Regions from separate parts of the Homo sapiens genome. Here region 2 is linked to region 1. A link is a loop called in an ENCODE intact Hi-C map of the cell type or tissue named here. Cell type or tissue: endothelial cell of umbilical vein. All regions are shown on one strand. Each heading gives the region's core, and the rest is flanking DNA. Links, peaks and the distances in the headings are about the cores only. Region 1 overlaps LINC01911 (long intergenic non-protein coding RNA 1911). Region 2 overlaps ACVR2A (activin A receptor type 2A).

The links. Peaks named below come from ENCODE experiments on the same cell type or tissue, not always from the same donor. Only the 100,000 strongest peaks of a DNase experiment are listed, where the experiment ranks them.
Region 2: a loop joins it to region 1, with 8 times the contacts of the local background. A loop is called at or near these places in 2 of 110 quality-filtered maps.

The regions. Positions count from the first base shown.
Region 1 is chr2:146,870,130-146,879,510 of GRCh38, forward strand. It overlaps LINC01911 (long intergenic non-protein coding RNA 1911), which reads left to right. Exons shown (of 7, transcript NR_187170.1): 7 at 7,793-8,091. Among named protein-coding and RNA genes, the nearest start is that of LINC01911, 37 kb to the left of the region's middle. In endothelial cell of umbilical vein, for the core only: no CTCF peak of the experiment used is centred there; a DNase peak (open chromatin) is centred at 4,362; H3K27ac peaks cover 1,479 bases.
Region 2 is chr2:147,907,660-147,917,040 of GRCh38, forward strand. ACVR2A (activin A receptor type 2A) reads left to right here. Exons shown (of 11, transcript NM_001616.5): 5 at 7,532-7,675. Among named protein-coding and RNA genes, the nearest start is that of ACVR2A, 67 kb to the left of the region's middle. In endothelial cell of umbilical vein, for the core only: a CTCF peak has its summit at 3,483 (motif pointing left); DNase peaks (open chromatin) are centred at 3,472, 5,962, 6,202 and 6,292; H3K27ac peaks cover 258 bases.

The sequences.
Region 1 (9,381 bases), core at 663-8,662:
GTGGTTCCAACTTATAGTTAGTTTAAACTGCCCTTTGAAGGTATCTGAAGGGCAATCACGAGGACTCATGATTATTCTGTAAGAAAAACAAGGTCTAAACATTAAAGATCCAGGAAGCATCTGTGTTTCAGACGTAGACTGTAAAAGAGCCTCATGCAAAACTGACAGTAATGAGTTTGAAGATAATTTCCTCACAACTCAACCTAAAATGTCTTTCCATCTATATTTATCTATTTCAAATAATTAAGACCTGAATTAATTATTGTCTTAGCTTGAGATGTTATAACAAAGCACCATAGACTGGGTAGCTAATAAAAAACAGAAATTTATTGTTCACGGTTCTAGAGGCTGAAAGTGCAAGACCAGAGCACCAGCATGGATGGGTTGCAGTGAGGGCTCTCTTTTGAGCTGCAGGTGGCTGTCTTCTCATTTATCTTCACATGGTGAGAAAAGGATGAGAGAGTTCTCTGTGAACCCCTTTATAAGGATGCTGAACCCATTCATAAGGGCTCTCCCCTCAGGACCTAATTACCTCTCAAAAACCCCACCTCTTAACACCATTATATTGAGGGTTAGGATTTCAACATATTAATTTGGGGGGCTACAAAAACATTCCATCCCCAACAGATGTTAAATTGAAACATTTTTAATTCTCACTCTATGTTCTGTGCTAGGCGACAGAATTCCCTCCCTAAAGACATTTACCTCCTAATCCCCAGAATGTATGAGTCGTTATTACTTTACATGGCAAAGAATTACTTTACAGATGTGGTTAAGAATGCTGAGATGAGTATCCTGGATTATATAGGCAGGCTCAGTGTAATCATACAGGTCCTTACAGGTGAAAGAGGGATGCAAGAGAGTTAGAGGCAAAGAAGATGTGCAGAAGTTGAGTGACATGGCTGTGAGCCAAGGATGGTCAGAAGCCTTTAGAACAGGGGTGTCCAATTTTTTGGCTTCCCTGGACCATATTAGAAGGATTGTCTGGGCCCGCACATAAAATATATTAACACTAATGATAGCTGAAGAGCTTTAAAAAAAATCGCAAAAAAAAAATCTCACAATGTTTTAAGTTTACACATTTGTGTTGGGCCGCATTAAAAGCCATCCTGCACCACGTGTGCCCTGCGGGTTGGACAAGCTTGCTCTAGAAGCTGGAAAAGGCAAGGACACAATCTCCCTAGACTTTCCAGAGGGAACATAGCTCTGCTGATATTTTTAGTCCTATAAGACTCCTAACTTGTAGAGCTCTTAAGATAATATGTTTGAAACCATTAAGTTTGTAGTCATTTGTTAAGTAGTAGGAAACTGATGTCCCTTCTTTTCCTAAACAGGCCAGAGATTCTATATCTGTCCAAAGCCTCTCACAAAGGGTGTCTACAACTCCAAATTTCTTCTTCTCCTTTTTTTTTTTTTTTTTTTTTTTTTTTTTGAGGTGGAGTCTCACTCTTGTTGCACAGGCTAGAGTACAATGGCATGATCTTGGCTCATTAAAACCTCTGTCTCCCAGGTTTAAGTGATTCTCCTGCCTCAGCCTCCTGAGTAGCTGGGATTACAGGTGCCCACCACCATGCTTGGCTAATTTTTGTATTTTTAGTGGAGACGGGGTTTCATCATGTTGGCCAGGCTGGTGTCGAACTCCTGACCTCAGGTGATCCACCTGCCTCGGCCTCCCAAAGTGCTTGGATTACAGGTGTGAGCCACGGCGCCCAACCTACAACTCCAAAATTCTGTAGTTATTTCTGGTTAATTTTATAAAAGATAACCTTACTGTACTTTAGCTGTTTTGCTGTAAGTTCCCATAGTAGTAATTTTGCAATGGAAGAACTAGTCCCCAACGTATTCACCACTTATTTGTTCGCTTATCTTTTCACAGTGGCATTTGAGAATGTAAATTATGTTTGTCTTTTTCACAGCTGTATCCTTAGCACAAGTTCAGTGCCTGACATACAGTAGGTATGCCCTATTCCAGCATTTTTTTTAAGTATTAAATCTCCTTGCTTCACTCTTAAGAACACAAACAAGAGAGATGGAACATAGATTTCCTTTTCAAGTTCATAATGACCCAAGAAAAGAAGGTCTAAGTAACAATCCTGTCACTGTTCCCAAGGGCCTTCTCTTATGTCAATAATTTTTGTTAACCTAACTCAGCAGTTATCCCTCTCATGCTATGAAACTGTCTCCTCATTGGTAAAATGAGGGCAAATGAGACAAGAGCAAAATTCTAGACTTCCTGAAAATTGGGCTATGAGATAAGGGAAGGAGTTTGTGAAAGTTTTCATTTAATTTAAAGAAACAAGAGAACATGGTAAGAATTGTACCTGGATGGTTATGCAGCAACAATACTTTTTCAACATGAAACTTAACACACTTTCCAGAAAACTGCAAGTACTATACAGGTGACCCTTGAACAACACAGGTTTGAACTGTATGGGTCCACTTACTGACATTTCATCTTCCTCAGTAGTCTGCAAGGTAGACAGAACTTGGAGCTATTCATCTATAGGTGCCTCAATTTGATTATCTAGATGAGGGTATAACAGCTACAAATTTCCTCTCATATACATTTCCACAGCCCTTATCAGCTAGTCATAGGACTGAGCCCAAATGGAAATCACATTCCAGGAATAGCCCCATATGGCTTATGTGCCAGATAGGCTTGAAATCATCAAGCCATACAAACAGGCAATACTGGCTCACACTAACATTTCCACAGTGTTACTTTTTCTAACTCTTCGTGGCATCAATGGTGTTATACGTGGGTATATTGATATAAACAAATTGTACACATAACATATTGAACTCTTAGTAGTATAGATGATATGACTTATAGAAAATGCTTCAGAACTTCCAGCTTATAGAACCTATATAAAAGCCCATTTTCTCCTTCATTGACACTTAATGCAGACAAAAAGAAGTTAACTGCTTCCCCACTTCTCCAAAATTGTTATGAAGGACATTGAGATACCATGTGTTTATTATTATGAATATATTTAGGTTTAAAAAATTCATGGAGCATCATGGGATTTTCAGCTTTAATCATGAGACTGGCTTTTGCCAGGACCTTACTGAAGAACCCAACAAAACTGCCCAAGCTGATGAAAAACAACTTCTCTGGCAACAAAGCTCTTAATCTTCCAAACCACAAGTTCATAACCAGAAAAATCACAACTTGATTCTATCATAACCAGAAAAATATTTACCCTCAAATTGCTTCAATACTCCGAATTCATCAACAAAGTGTCATGTCAAACGTCTAGTTTTGCTTCCTTTATTAAAGGTTTTCCTGATGTATGAAAAGTCATTTCAATTAAAATGGAAATGAATACCTAATATATATATATTAATTACTCTCTAAAGTCTCACTGCTTCTCCATATAAACTTTAAATTTTTTTTCATAAATTCATCATAAATTTTAAGTAATGGTTATAGAAAATGAGATATTCAACATGATGGGGAAGTAGCACTCTCCTCTATCTTTAACCCTATCAGTTTGAAATTATCAGAAATATTTATATTTATTATAGCTCTTTCTCTAAACTTAGCTTTTATTTTGCAGCAAATAAAGGCACAGTATCATTTTCCTCATACCTAATGTATATCTAGTCTATTCAGCCATAGTCTTTTATTTCATCCTTGCAATGACCGTTTCATTGGAACACCTGAGAAGAAAAGTGACTCACCTCCCAGTGAGATACTATGCCAAGGTTCAAACCACCATTAACACACTGTCCCCATGGCTTTGGAGAGAAAACTAGGTCACAGTGATAATGGAAAGGAAAGAAATCGAGTAGTCAAGTCTGACTTTTCTATCAGCCTCATAGGGCTCTGAGTCAAGGTTTATGCACCAGCACTAAACCTTCTGAGAAAGCAGCTACCCATTCTGAGATGGGACTGCACGTGTTAGATGGGGTCCTTGAATGAGCAGCCACTACTACAATGACAGTGTGCAGCCAGCATCTGGGACAGCTCAGATTCCTTGCTCCATCTGTACACTGAGTCAGACTCAGGTGAAGGAGACCTAAATGATAAAGAAAGTATTCAGGGATGACAGCCAAAGGGAGGGCCAGGTCTCCTGGGAAACTTGGGGTTTAGGCCTTATGAAGACAGGTTCTTATTAACAAGAAGTCATTCTAGTTTCCTTCCTGAAGGAGGAATGTAGATTCAGATACTGACAGATTTTAATTTTCTCAAGATTACTGAGTCTACAGAACCACTTTAATGTGGCTTTTTGCCACATTTATAGCACAGAACAGGTCGGCTGTCCTCTGTTCTCGGATTTCTTTTCCTACTTGGCAATTCCATTTCCTCCTGACTCAAATGTGCTTCCTCTCTTTGGGAAGGCACAGGATGCCACTGACTCAGCACCAGAAGAATGTGTGCTTTGGGTTGTTTCGCCAACCACGGGCATGAGCTGAGTGAAAGAAGGAAGTAAAGGAAGAGGTGGGGCACCCACTGCTGGCTCAGCTTCTACCTCCTTCACTTGCAAGCTGCCTAACCTTGGGCAAATCATGCTGGTGTCTTATACCCTGTGTTTGTAGAAAATGAGAGTGGGGGAGGTGACAACATCTCGCCTTTGAAGCAGAGGTGGTTAATACTATGGGCTTCTGGAAGTCCCTTCCAAGTTAAAGTCCAAAAGTATGAAAGTAGTAATATCTAATATAATTAACTGTCTATTGTGTTCCAAGGTCCTTGTTGATCACCTTACATAAAATATCTCGATTCCTCACAAGATCCTACATGGTGGGTATCACTGGCCACATTTTTCAGAGAAAAACTCTCAGAAGAAAGTTGAATAAATTACAGTGGTTGGGTAAAGCTTTCAGTTCTTGGTGTATATGACTCCCAAATTTGTTTTCTGTCCTTTGTGCAAGGCTGTTCTTAGGTCTATGATATATACTATATGTGATCAATGTTCCCTGTAATTCTTTCAGGTTGACAGTAGCCAGCCATGTTTCATGAACAACAGCCTTTGATGGCTGAGTATGCATGAGAGGAATTTCATGTTGCAATTAAAATTATAATAAGATTAATCAGACACATATTTAATGATATGTATAACAGCTATTGTGCTACACATCATTAGGCAAAAGTGGTAAGCCATTCAAATGAATGAAAATAATTATTTTTACACTGCTGAAGCATGCATGGCTGTAATCAGACAGGAATTGAGATGAGATGAAAAAACTGTTAGAATAAAAATATAAAAATAATTGTTCTATTTATTAAATGTACTGCTAATCTCCAAGCATTATGCTAGGTATTTTATATGTGTTATCTCATTTAATCCCCCTAACAACAATATGAGAAATATATATATATTTTTAACAGATGAGGAAACTGAGGCTCAGGGAAGTTGAGAAAATTTTTCAGGGTTGTTAATCTAGTAGAGATTGGGATGAAATGCCAATATAGGAAATGTCACATAACATCATTTCTCTTATGCACTGTGCCCCTCAGCCACCTCTAAATGGAAGAACCACTCACTCATTCTTCCCTCTCATTTCACCAGGTTTGCTTTTAATAGGATGCACTGCTTTACCTTCAACTAAATTGGTGTTAGAATGCCACTGTTCATTCTGCCTGTATTACTAGTTGTAATATGTAGGTGTTATGGACTGAATGTGTCCAGAAAATTCATATATAGAAGCCCTATCTCCCAACGTGATAGTATTTGGAAGTAGGGCTCTTGGGAGGTAATTGAGTTTAGATTAGGTCCTGAAAGTGGGACCCTCATGATGGGATTACTGCCACTATAAGGAAATGAAGAAACACAAGATCTTCACCCCAGCCCTGCAGCTGTCTATAAGCCAGGAAAAAGGCTCTCACCAGGAACCAGATACGCTGGTATCTTGAACTTGGGCTTCCAGTCTCCAGAACTGTGAGAAATAAATGTCTGTTGTTTAAACCACCCAGGATATGGTATTTTGCTATAGTGTCCTGAGCCGACCAAGACAATGAGTGACTTTCTAATCTCCTGTTCCATAAACAGAACTCCATTAATTTTTTACTAGGAGGGGAAAAAGCGGGGAGGAATGTATTAGTTAGGAAAGGCTAATTTATGCTTAGGATTTTGTAACACACGGATACAAAATTTCAGTGGCTTAGAGTTACAAATTATGTTCCATGTCTATCATTGAGAAATTGAGGTTGGGAAGGCCATCTCTCCCAGCGCTGGACAAATGCTGTTCCCAACGGTTCCCAAATGGAACAGTGCCGGTTATCTTAGCAGAGCAAAGAGAGGACTGCAAAACCTTTGCTCTCTCCTCAATGCTACATGCCAGAGAAAGTGAGGTTCAGGTCAGCCAGAAACCCATTTGGGATCAGCACCCCAGTAGTTCAGCAGACAAGAAGTTTTCTTATTGATTAAAATAGACATCTGGAAATGAATAAAAATTCCAAAGAGAAACTTCACTAGCTTTGCAATTTTTCTTTGAAATCTGCTCTGACTTTACAGGTCAATTCAGGTATCACTTAACATTGTCCATTCTCTCTCCTGTCTCCATCCTTTCTTCACCACCAATGTCTAGGACTCTGAGACTAAGCAGGGAAGAGTGTTGAGATACCCTGATAGGTACATTGTAGTGCTTTGCATGTCCTCATAGACACAAACAGCATTTGTTTACAAAGTGTATTGTTCCCTTAGTGGTGGGGAATATCTATAGATTTGTGGAAACTTCTTGTATCCTAGGATATGCCCAATCACAATGCTTGTCTTGGTAAGACAGAAAACTAAATGGTCTGAAGTAGGGATAAATATTGACTTGGTTAATCTGCTGCATGCATGCACTGATATGAAAAATAAGTACCAAGGGGTTCTGAATTTATTTATGTTTCTAGATAAATAGAATACATATATTGAACTTAATACCAAGAATAAGTAGCAGTGACTAACTTCCTTTCCTGTCAGTCAGTTAAGCAATATTATTGACAATGTATGTACTGAACATTTCACAGTACAGAGGGGGTGGGTCTGAGCCAGGGATCCAAAGGCCCAAGGCATCTACCTCCAATTAGGTGATGTGATATTTCTGGACCTCAATTTCTTAATGCAAACAGTAAGAATGAATGAGATATATCTCAGGTCCTCAGGAACCATAACACAGTATTATCTCTTCTCAGGCTTAAATTACATTGCAAAAGTTTTTGTTAGTTTTGGTAGGTGAAAGCTTCCAGGAAGAGGATGAAGAGGAGGAAGGAAGAAACACTTATGTTCCCAGTCTGATAAAGGATGTCAGGTTTGCGTGAGAAAAATAATAAAGATGGTTTTGGCTTGCAAAGATTCAATGGACTAGAATCCATGCAGTATAAAGGTGGCACTGCAGAGTTAAGATGCTTTAGATTTCCCTAGGGAGTTGGGTCAGATGGACTGTTTTGGCCTCAACTTCTTTACTCCTTCCTTTGATGCATTTCTTTTGTCTAGGGAGGATGATTTAAAGAGTAGTTACTGATAGAGACAGAGTCACTAAAAGCTACTGGGAACAGGCTCTCCCAGCATTAGTAAGGTTTTACAATTCTAGTGCTGAAAAGGAATCTTTTCTATTTGAGCCTAGGTCCATGACACCAGCTGACATATCTCTCTTTGCCTTTCTCCTGCCTGCTTTATTCTAAGTTCACTCCTTTTCTTGTACCTCTGCCTCCGAATTTCCAGTACAAAGCTCTTTCTGATAATTATGTTTGCACTCCTCTGTGCCACTACTGTGACCCAACAATGAAGTGTGACCATTCTGACTTCCAGATTGCCAGCTCAAAATATCAATTCTGTTGATCTGTTTTTTCTTCTACGCTCAGAAGACCTGGAACCATGGTAGGAAGTGGGACAGGGAGCATTTGGACAAGCTGTTCAAGAACTGATCATGCTCATGTGTATGGGAAAACAGATGGAGGAAGAGAAATTCCTGAAGAGCACAAGACTGGTGGGGCAAGGAACAAGCCTACTGAGATGAGTTGCAGATTTGAAGATGGGAGAAATGGTTTCGTTGTCTACCATGTAAAAACTCATTTATGCAAGATGCTTGATATCTGAATTTCAATTTCTTCATTATCAAAATGAATATTAAAAATACTCTACTTCTTAGAGTTGTCAAAAAGATACGGAGATGTGAATAATTTGAAATTATTATCTATATGTAAAGTATTACTATATTTACTATCCTTATCAAATATTTATCCTACTGTCTAACACATTAAATGGACAAAATAGAACATTTGAAGGGTGTAGATCTTGAAAGTTTAATTTTACATAAAAAAGGCCAGAAACCTTTCCTAAGAAAAATGTACATATTGCAAAATGTAGCATATGATTTCAATGGGGCCCACAAACCTTTGAAGGCTAGCTGTGGATCTTCAGAGTGAAACAAAACAAAGTAAAATGCCCTAAGATATGAAAAGCTTACCTTTAAGTAGAAATATTCTGGGTACTTTTCTTCTTTTAAATTATCAACTTTATTGTATGATTTGTTCTATAGATTATCTATTTATTGTTCATTTCTAAACCTTAGGATTCCGAAATCTTCAGCAAAATAAATTACTCAACAGGTAACTAATAGTGTGGCTGAAGGAGGGACAGGAGTTGTTTTGATTATTTCATTTGTTTCTATGAGACCTGTTTGGAAAGCTAGGCTGGCAGAAGCACAGCATTTTTACAGATACCCCATCAACTAAAAATGCATATGTATAGAAAAAGAGAGATCACTGATATTATATATATAATACACATGCATGCATGCATATATACACATAATGTATACATATGAACATATATGCATGTGTATACATATAGATATATGAAATATAGATCTATATCTACATTATATATTATGTATTAGGAAATACAGATGTATAAAATGAAAGTATTTTAGTAAATGGCTGAATCTAGAATTCCCAAGTAAAGCTGTAATTGTCACTTCCCTCTTTATTCTGTGCAGATACTAAGGAACCATTATCAAAGGGCCAGTAATCCTTTGGCCATTTTTTTATTTTTCATTTTCTAAGGATAGCTTGTTTTGTAAGTTTCCTCTATGTTATTGGCATTATGTTACTGGAAAGCTTTTAATTCAATAAATATTTGGCAAGTATATATTGTGCCAAGAATAGAGATATTAATTTTTAGAAAGACTCAAGCATGAGACATAAACGTTTGAAAGAATGAGTCGTACTTTGGAAAGTACAATATAACAAGAGCAGTGCCTACTTTGTTTGTGCAAAAAAGGAGGTAATTAACATTACCTGAGAGGGATCAAGAGATGGCTTTTCAGAAGGTGACCTGCAACATCGATATCTGTCCTCCAGAGAGAAGAAAGAAGGTTTTCTTCAGAAGGGAAGATCATGTGCTAAGCAACAGGAATTTGGAGGCACTAGGTAAAAGAGAAAGTTCAAGA
Region 2 (9,381 bases), core at 380-8,379, 1.0 Mb after region 1:
TTATATCCAAGGATTATTGCCCATTGATTGAATGGCTTATTTCAGTAAATAATTAAGTGGAGTCCATAAAAAAACCAAAGCAGGGGCTGGGTGTGGTGGCTCAGACCTGTAATCCCAGCACTTTAGGAGGCCGAGGTGGGTGGATCACCTGAGGTCAGGAGTTTGAGACCAGCCTGGCCAACATGGGAAAACAACATGGGGAAACCCCATCTCTACTAAAAATACAAAAATTAGCCAGGCATGGTGGTGCACACCTGTAATCCCAGCTACTTCGGAGGCTGAGGTGGGAGAATTGCTTGAACCTGGGAGGCGGAGCTTGCAGTGAGCCGAGACCATGCTACTGCACTCTAGCCTGGGTGACAGAGCAAGACTCTGTTTCAAAAAAAAAAAAAAAAGAAAAAAAAGAAAAAAAAAGCAAAGTAGGATAAAGAGATCAAAGTATATAAACTACATTTAAAATAGTTTTCATAGTGACTATATGTGGCCTTGTAGATAACCATTTTACCATCTCACAATTTATTCATGTGTAACATGGTTTATTTTCTGGTTTTTTCAGCTACACTTGCAGAATACAGATATGAAAATAAATCAAAATAAACTTCTGTAGCCAGTCATAAAACCTGATTCTTTTAAGCATCAACCCCAAAAAGAGAATGGGCATACCTACGTTTTTTTCAGACTTTTAACTCCAGTGCTGGCTACCTTGAGGTGCTCTACTTCTTAGGGAACATATCCAGAATCTTCATTTCACCTGCCTTGGCCTTTCTTTGCTTTCCTTTCAAGAGGAGTAAGATGAGAGAAACTGTAGGAAGTAGGAATTATCACAGAGGAATTTTGACGATCTAATTGGCTGGAATCATTGCTGTGCAATTGACATGTCAATACTGTTGAATCTCTTAATGTATGTCTTGCTTTCCTTAGTTCAGAAACATTGTCCTCGCATATACTGTATTATTTATAAATTCTGTTTCTATTCTGCTTGGCAGGATAGTCTTTTTAAAATTTAAAATGGTAAAATTTCTTAGAATGTAAAATAATTAGTTGATATTAAGAGGAAACAAATTCAGAATTTGTCAGTTTTCATATAGTTTGGATAGGAGGACCTTAATTCGTCTTGGTAGTCCTAAAAAGTTGTTGAGTGAGGTATCTCCACTCCCAGAAAAAAATCAGTCTCTCTCTCTCTAGATACAGAGATACAGATATTTCTTGGAATGGTTTGAATAGTAAATAAAAGAAATCTTATAACACATATCATATATACATATTTATAGTATATAAACAAAAATCTCTATTTTCTGGAAAGATTTTTTGTATTCCAGATCTGTGTATGTGTTTACTAAATATCTCCATTTATATGTCTCCAAGCACTTACCATTCACAGGTAGTGATTGTCTCTCACAAACCTGGTTCTCAGTAAATGGAACCACTGTCCATTTGGTTGCATAAGCCAGGAAACTAGGATGTCTCAACTCTGTTTTTCACCTTAACTGCTTCTCCCTAGTACTTACTCCATTTTTCAAGGGTGTTCTCCACAGGGAAATCTTCTCAGACTTTACCTGTCATTATAAGTCAGGTTTCTCTTTACAGATGTTGAAGGTACTGAATTCCTTTTTATTAGTGTGAATTGTTGATTAGTCCTTCTGTCCTGCACTGCTGCAAGCTTCATGAGAGCCTGGCTAGTCAGTGCCTGGCACAGACTAGTTACTCAGTAAAATTTGTTGGATGAATGAATGAATGAATGAATGAACTATTCTTCATTCTTTTCTGATATTTGGCAGTAGTTTTTTTTCCACCTCAGGGAGAAGCAACAAATCTTTTTCTCACCTACAAACCTAATAGCTTGATATTAATGTGCAGATTCGATTTTCACCGTTACCTACAGTTATAGTATATAATAGTCAAGCTACATTTTCTATGTTGTGAATCCAGAGTTTTGTTTGCTTTTTGCTTAGTTGTATATTTTAGTGCATTTTATTTTGCTTTATTTTTATTTTTGGAGATGAGGTATCACTCTGTCACCCAGGCGGGAATGCAGTGGCATGATCACAGCCCACTGCAGCCTCAATCTCCCAGGCTCAAGATGTCTTCCCTCCTCAGACATCCGAGTAGCTGGGACCACAGGCATATGCAACCACGCCCAGCTAATTTTTAAAAAATTTTTTTGTAGAGAAGGGATCTCCCTGTGTTGCCTAGGCTGGTCTCGAACTCCTGAGCTCAAAGATCCTCCTGCCTTGGCCTCCCAAAATGCAGAGATTATAGGTATGAGCTATCACACCTGGCCTTTAAAAAAATTTTGCTTTACCGCTCTTATTTTGTCATGTAGTTTATACATTGAGGACTGTTGCTGGTGTCTCTTGTTTGTTTATTCTAATCCTCATTTATTGAGAAGTGTATTAAGCAAACATATGTGGTTATTTTGTATTTATTCATGTACTTAAGTGAATGTATTTTTTTGTTCCGTTTTTACCCTTCATATTTTGTTGCATAGTTGATATTTTGAGGCTTGTTCTTGGTGTCAGTTTGGGTTATTTTATAGCTTATCCTAATGTTCATTTCTTGGGAAATGTATTGGGCAGAGACATACTTTTTGGTAAGATGTATGGATAGCACCTACTTGCACAGTGCTAGTATAGTGTCATCTTTATAGTGTCATCTTTATCTCTGAAAACACCTGTATTTAAACAAGATCTGAGAGATCCTTGAGCCTTTGGAAACCATAGTCTACTTATTCAGTTGGCATGTATTTCTTTCAAGGGATTAATTTTACTCTGGAGTACTGGATAAGATGTTTTGATAGTAGGATTATCTCAGCCTTTTGGATGAATTATAAATACTCTTGAATCATTATCACAGGAAGAAAATCTAGAAGGAAGAAAACTAGTTAAGCAACTGGTACAGATAAATGAGTTGTCCATTCTGTTTTGTCAGTGCTATTGTTCTCTATAGAAATATTGGAAACTGGGGAACATAGCCATCATCCATTGGAGGAATTCTCAGCCTTCCCTACCACTGGTGATCATATTTCTTTTAATTTTAAATTTAGACCCTTACCTATTTTGGGATGACTGGAAAAATGAAAATCCTGTTCTCTATCAGTGTCTGAGTGTCTTTAGAATGTGAGATGTGTGATTACTTGTTCCCAGGGCCACCTCTGCTTAACTGCTTCACCTTGATGTGCTGGGCAAGTAGGTTTGATAATATTCTGTCACTATGTTTTACTTAATTCTGATGATCTTGTTTTCCTGTCTTAGTTTCTTGCCATGGTGTATTATGGTGCACGCACATAGCCACCAGAAACATTTTTCTGTCTCACCATTATGATTCTGTCTTCCATGAAAGGGAAGTGAGGCAGTTCAGGAAATAGGAAATTCTAGAGGTTCTTAAGACAACTATCAGAAAGTCTGAGAAACTGATTTCTAGCTATATATAAATTTGTTAGGGCTGCTAGCTCGTTTTTGCTAAAGGCAATACTGCCCTCTAGTGTCGAGAAGGCAATTCCAATTTGTAAATTCCTTGTTTTATAATTTAGACTCTAGAGGCTCTTAGAAAAATAAATAATCATTATTTAAGACTTGATTTAGTTTGTTTGCAGGCATGAAGTCATTGGATCAGTTAACTTGGGATTAAACTGGAGTCAAGAATTTGTTTACCACCTATCTCTCATATCTAAGGGGTTCTTTTTGATATTACTTTCCTCTGTTTGTAAGGAAAGTGTTCCCTATCTTTATTTAAACAATGTAAAACTTTGGATCATTGCCAACTTTTAAAATACTAAACCATTATTCTCTTTCCTTCACTTTTGTAACTGATGTGTCATTTTTCATTTCATTCTGGATATGAATCGTAATTTCTTTTGCCTGTGTTTTTTCTTCACAAGCACGCCTTTCATATAATGATAGAGGTAAGATGCATTGATGTTTGTTTTATGGTTGTGGAACTTTCTGTGGATGCATACTAAACATTTTGTTCTTAGATTTTTGTTGTTGTTACTGCTTTACTGTGCATCCTCTATAATTTATATATTTATGTCATAAAGGGTTCTCCCTCACCCAGCTTTTATAATTAAAATGTGATTGATTTGACTTAGGAATGGCTTTTAGTTTTAAGAGACTGAGAGTATTTATATTTATTTAAGGTAGGATGTAGAAAAAACCGTTTTACTTGATTAGAAGTTAACACCTTAACGGCTCCATTCGCCTCAAAAACCTTGTATTGGTTAATTTTTATATGTCATTAGCTTAAATGTCAGCATGTGTTCATTTTTAACAGGGGTCGATTTTCTAATCCAGCCCATTGTATTTAAATGTGAAATAGATATTTTTAGATAGCTTCATCTTTGGCATCTTTAGCAAATGAACTAGCTACAGGAGTATAACTTTTGATGATATTTTGCTATCTGAGGTTTAAGCGTTTAATTAGATTAAAATTCACCCTTCAAATGGAGAACTCAGAATAAGTAAAATGATCAGAGATGACTTTGTAGCTTCCCACCTCTAATAATTTATTCCACTGTTGGTTATAGTAATGATATTGGGTAGTGGTTTGGGGGCAGGAGATTACTTTTTACCAGGTTATCATTTCAGTATGTGTTCTGAAGCTGATGTCTTCTGATACCATAATTTTTACATATAAATGAGTAAAGAAGAAATGTAATCAGAACTGTGTTTGAATGCATATCTTTTTAGTTTTGCAAAATAGCATGGATGTTGTAAGAGAACTGGAAATTTAGGGAAGTTTTTAGGAATTCTGAAATCCTTCTAGGTGCCTCTCAGCTCCCCATTGGTTTCTCTATGTAGCCAGGTAAAGCCATATTTTGTGTATGACATCAGAAATTGCTTGTCATTTTGAAATTTATGTCTACATTTGTCTTCCCAGGGGCTCATATATTTTAAAGGTATACATTTTTATTTTTAGAATCAAGTATTGATTTTTTTGTGAATAAATTACTATAATGATGCCAATTAATTGAAAATCATTTCTACTATTATAGGATGAGTGAAACTTACAGATGAATTTAAAGTTTCATTCTAGTAATTTTTTATTTAAAAAGGATTAGAGATTTTATAATCTGTCCTACAGTTATCATTTTTGAACCCAATCCTTTGTGTATTAAAGAATATTATTTAAAATTCCATTTTTGAAAAGCTCATGTCATTGCTAAAGGTTTTGAGATTCTACAGGAAGACCTTGTAGACCTTTTTGTCACCCTTTCGAAATTGACCAGTATTCTTTCTAATTGAAGCTTTTACCTTTTAAGTAATTTTGACAACAATATTTGTTCTGGCTGTTACTATACAATATTGAATAAATTATAGTAGGAGGGTGATCTAAGATTATTTCTTTCTGAAATAATGATAGCTTAGAAACTTGTTAAACAGAGCCTTGGGAATGTATGGGAACTTGAAGTATATGCATTTGGAAAACATTTAATGAACTTTTTTTTTTAATGTAGATATTAAAAATTATTTTTTCTAAAATTAATGTTATACTAAAATCATAGTTTGAATTGCTGACATATTAATTGTGGATTAAATAATCTATATCTTACAGACTGAATCATATTCATGTTGTTGATGTCCTTTAGAACAGAGAATGGGTAATGTGTAGATTAACTATAGAGACATTACCAGTGTACATAAAAGCTATTAAAAATCTTAATATTGTAATTTAGCACTGTATTCCCTCTACCTAGTTATTTTTCCTCTTCAGCTTTCAGCCATTTTCTGTATACTTTAGTTTTTAGTTTTTGGCATCCCCTCTGGTTTGAAACCTATCTCTCTACCTTTCTAACATTTTCTATTTAGTTTAAATATGTCTTTATGCAGTTATACAATAACTCTTTGCCCTTGAGGACTGAATGGTTTCCTTTCCTGTAGAAGAGTTGTTTTCAAGCTTTTTTTCTCTTGTCTCCACATTCATATAAGCAGTCTGCTCTGATCAGTAGAATTTCTCGGATAGAGGTGATCACTTGAAGAATGAGGGAGGGAGGGTGTAGTTTTTAATAAAAACTCTCTAGAGGTTCTTGTGTCCCCTCCACTGAGAATCACACTTGAGAGCCCATCCTTCCTATAAGATTTATATCTGACCTCCTTGACCCGTCACTCTGCTAAACAGAAACGTTCTTTCATGTTTTGAATGTGGGAAGGACAAGCAACTTGTAGACAAAAAAAAAAAAAAAAAAAAAAAAAAAAAGTCTGAGTTTGAAATGAGTCACAAGAAGTCTTTTGTTTTATCTTACTGTTTAAACAGGAATTCTAAAGCCATTTTATAAAGATGGTTTCATTTAGAAGAAGAAATTGCATGTTTTTCCTACATAACACCTTGCAATGTTTCTGTTGCTGAGGTTCTTTCTAGTACACAGTAAACTTTTAAAACTCCTGAGTGGCACCAGTGAGCTGAGTGATGCCTAAAGAAAGCACTAACTGTCTTTGAGGCATTAGAAGAAGAGAGAAAAAGAAAGGCAGAGAGGATGCATTGATCTGGGATCACATACCATTTCCAAGTGTCTGAGGTGCCACCCAGTGTCATCATATCAGTTGCTTTTGCCACAGAAATTTTAGTTCCTCCTCAAAATACTCATTATGCAGCCCTCCAAACCCTTCTGTTGCTTTTCTCTGGAAGCTTTCCAAAAGGCTTCCTGCATCTTGCTTTAGTTGCAGATAGGGAACTGAGAGAATGCTTTCAATGGAGGGTTGCATTCTGCTTTGATAGGATTTCCTTGTGATTTGTAGATGCTGTATTCCTATTTATATATTATGTTTGCTCTATTTTTAAAAAACTATAGCAGTGCACGTTTCTTTCATTTACCATATCCTGTTATCTACTATGATGACCACTTCTTTTCTGGATTTTTATTCGTACTTCTTTGCCAGTCAGTCAGTTCCAGAACACAAATGATTTTTTATCTCAGATCAAAGGGATGAATTGTTAATATGTTTAAAATTAGAATGAACCAGTTTGGTTAAAGAAATATTTACTTACATATTTCCTGTATGTGCTTTGTATTTGATATACCTATCTGCAATGTGTTTAAGAATGACTGCCGGTATCTCTGAGATTAATGAAGAAAAAATTTAAACAGTCACTGGAGAAAGTAATAGATCTTCAGGAGAGGTTTTTGCTGATATATAGTCATAATTTGCTGTTTCTGGCACTTTTCAAATCATCCTCCTCGAAGTACACACTGGATGAAACAAATGAAATATTGTTAGGAGTATTTCGTAGTTCACAGAAAATCTTAGTGGGGAATATTACTGAGACTGATCAGAAAGATTTTAGATCTTCTCTCCTGTGGTACATATATAGCAATAATGCTGAACATTATTATGAAACTCTGAATTCAGGTTGCCTGCCTTGTGATCACTATAGATAATTAGTAATCTAATTATGGCAACATTGAAGTTAATGTCATTCATATGTGTTTACTGTTTCTGTCAGTTGACTTTTCAGTATACTCACTTTTTTTCTCATTTTCAGAGTTGGTGTGTGTCATGTTCTGCTTATTTATAGTATTATTATTATTTATCTGTAGGACCCAGGACCACCCCCACCTTCTCCATTACTAGGTTTGAAACCACTGCAGTTATTAGAAGTGAAAGCAAGGGGAAGATTTGGTTGTGTCTGGAAAGCCCAGTTGCTTAACGAATATGTGGCTGTCAAAATATTTCCAATACAGGTATGTTTATTGCAGTTTTGTCATCTTACATACATGTTTTATGGCTAGGTCATCATAACTCAGAAATAGTCTCAAAACAGAAGCCATATGTACCAAGGTGGTTCTTTGTGATACTGGGGAAAGCAGTTAGCTCTTTTAATGCCTGCCTTTGCATCTGAGAAATGGAATTGTTAATATAACAATCATTATGTTTGTCTGGAGTGGTGGAATTAAATGAATGCATAGTAGATCTTTTGCCAGTGAAAATTCTAATAGAAATGTTAAATAAAGATAAAGATTCCAATAAACAAGTCTAATTGAGTGGTTAAATTTTAATATCCCCCTACGTTGTCAGAGAAAGCAAACAAAAAAACAAAAGAGCAGTATACTTTGTTTTAGAATTGGTATTTAGAGGTATATCACCAGACTTGACTTACTTTCATTCTACTTTGAGTGTTTAATTATTTCAGTTTTTGTTTGATGCATTTTCAGAGGCAATCGAGACTTCAAATAATTGGTTTACTGTTGAATTGTTTTTAAGGTTGGCTGGACTTCTCATAAAACTCTGATCTAATGTACCTCTGAGCTATTCTTGTGTTTTGTTTTGTTCCGTTGGTGGTATAGATTTATGATGATTCTGTCTTCCCCATCTCTTGCTTATATACCCTGGCAGCTCATGATACCCTTGGTACTGACGTCTTGGCTGGATTTGGTGTTGCAGGCTCTACCACCATACTTAGAGAGTGGATGTTTCTTTTTCCAAAGTTATCATATAAGCAGTTTCTTTGTCTTAATATACCTAGATTTTAACCTTTTTACCTCCTCTGTTCAATCTTACCTCCTCTGTTCAGTCTATAAACTGTTTACATAGAGTTTATGAACTGTATTACATTTTTTTTTGGTAGCTGTAAACCACAGTTTAGTTTTCAGAGAGAAAGTGTATTCTGTTGTGCCAAGATTCATAAATAAGATAAGGGAAGAAATTATTTCCATGTGTAAGGAAGCATAAAGCTCAGAGAAAGGCATTTGGATGATATTAACAAGCCCGACAACAGCAACAACAGTAGCTAACATTTTATTGTATGCTTTTATTGGGTCAGGTAGGGGTGTTTTACATATATGAGTACTCACTAATATGTGTACGTATATTACCCACATGTACATAAAATGCAACATATAATACAACAATTCTATAAGACAGACACTACAATGCCTTTTCTACTTAATGAGGACACTGAAGGATTATGTAACTTGCCAGAGGTTAGTGGGAGAGCCAGGATTTAAGTTTGGACAGTTTGGATGCAGAGAGTTTCTAAGGGTTTCTAACCATTATGCCATAGTGCCTCTTACTATTATTGTCTTTTAGTAGTGAAAAGAAGCTAATCTTTTATAAGTAGATACTTAGTAGACATGGATTGCTTGCAGGCACAAGTGAATATATGGTGTCTTAAATTATTGCATTGCATATCTTTGCCCCTTGCTTTCTCATAGACCTTGTAGGGTATGCTAAACATTTTTTGAAGGATGTTTGATATTATGTTAGTTTTTGAAAAGAAGAAGTTTTCTATTTAGAGGAAGTCATTCTGCCGGAATTTCATCTTTCAAGGAGATTATTCTGAATAGTACCACAAGTAACTTCACACCATGATGAAATTACAGTGTAATACTTGCAGTAACTTACGTGTTGCCATTGTAAGACACAGAATGCAGCATTTCCGATCACCTTC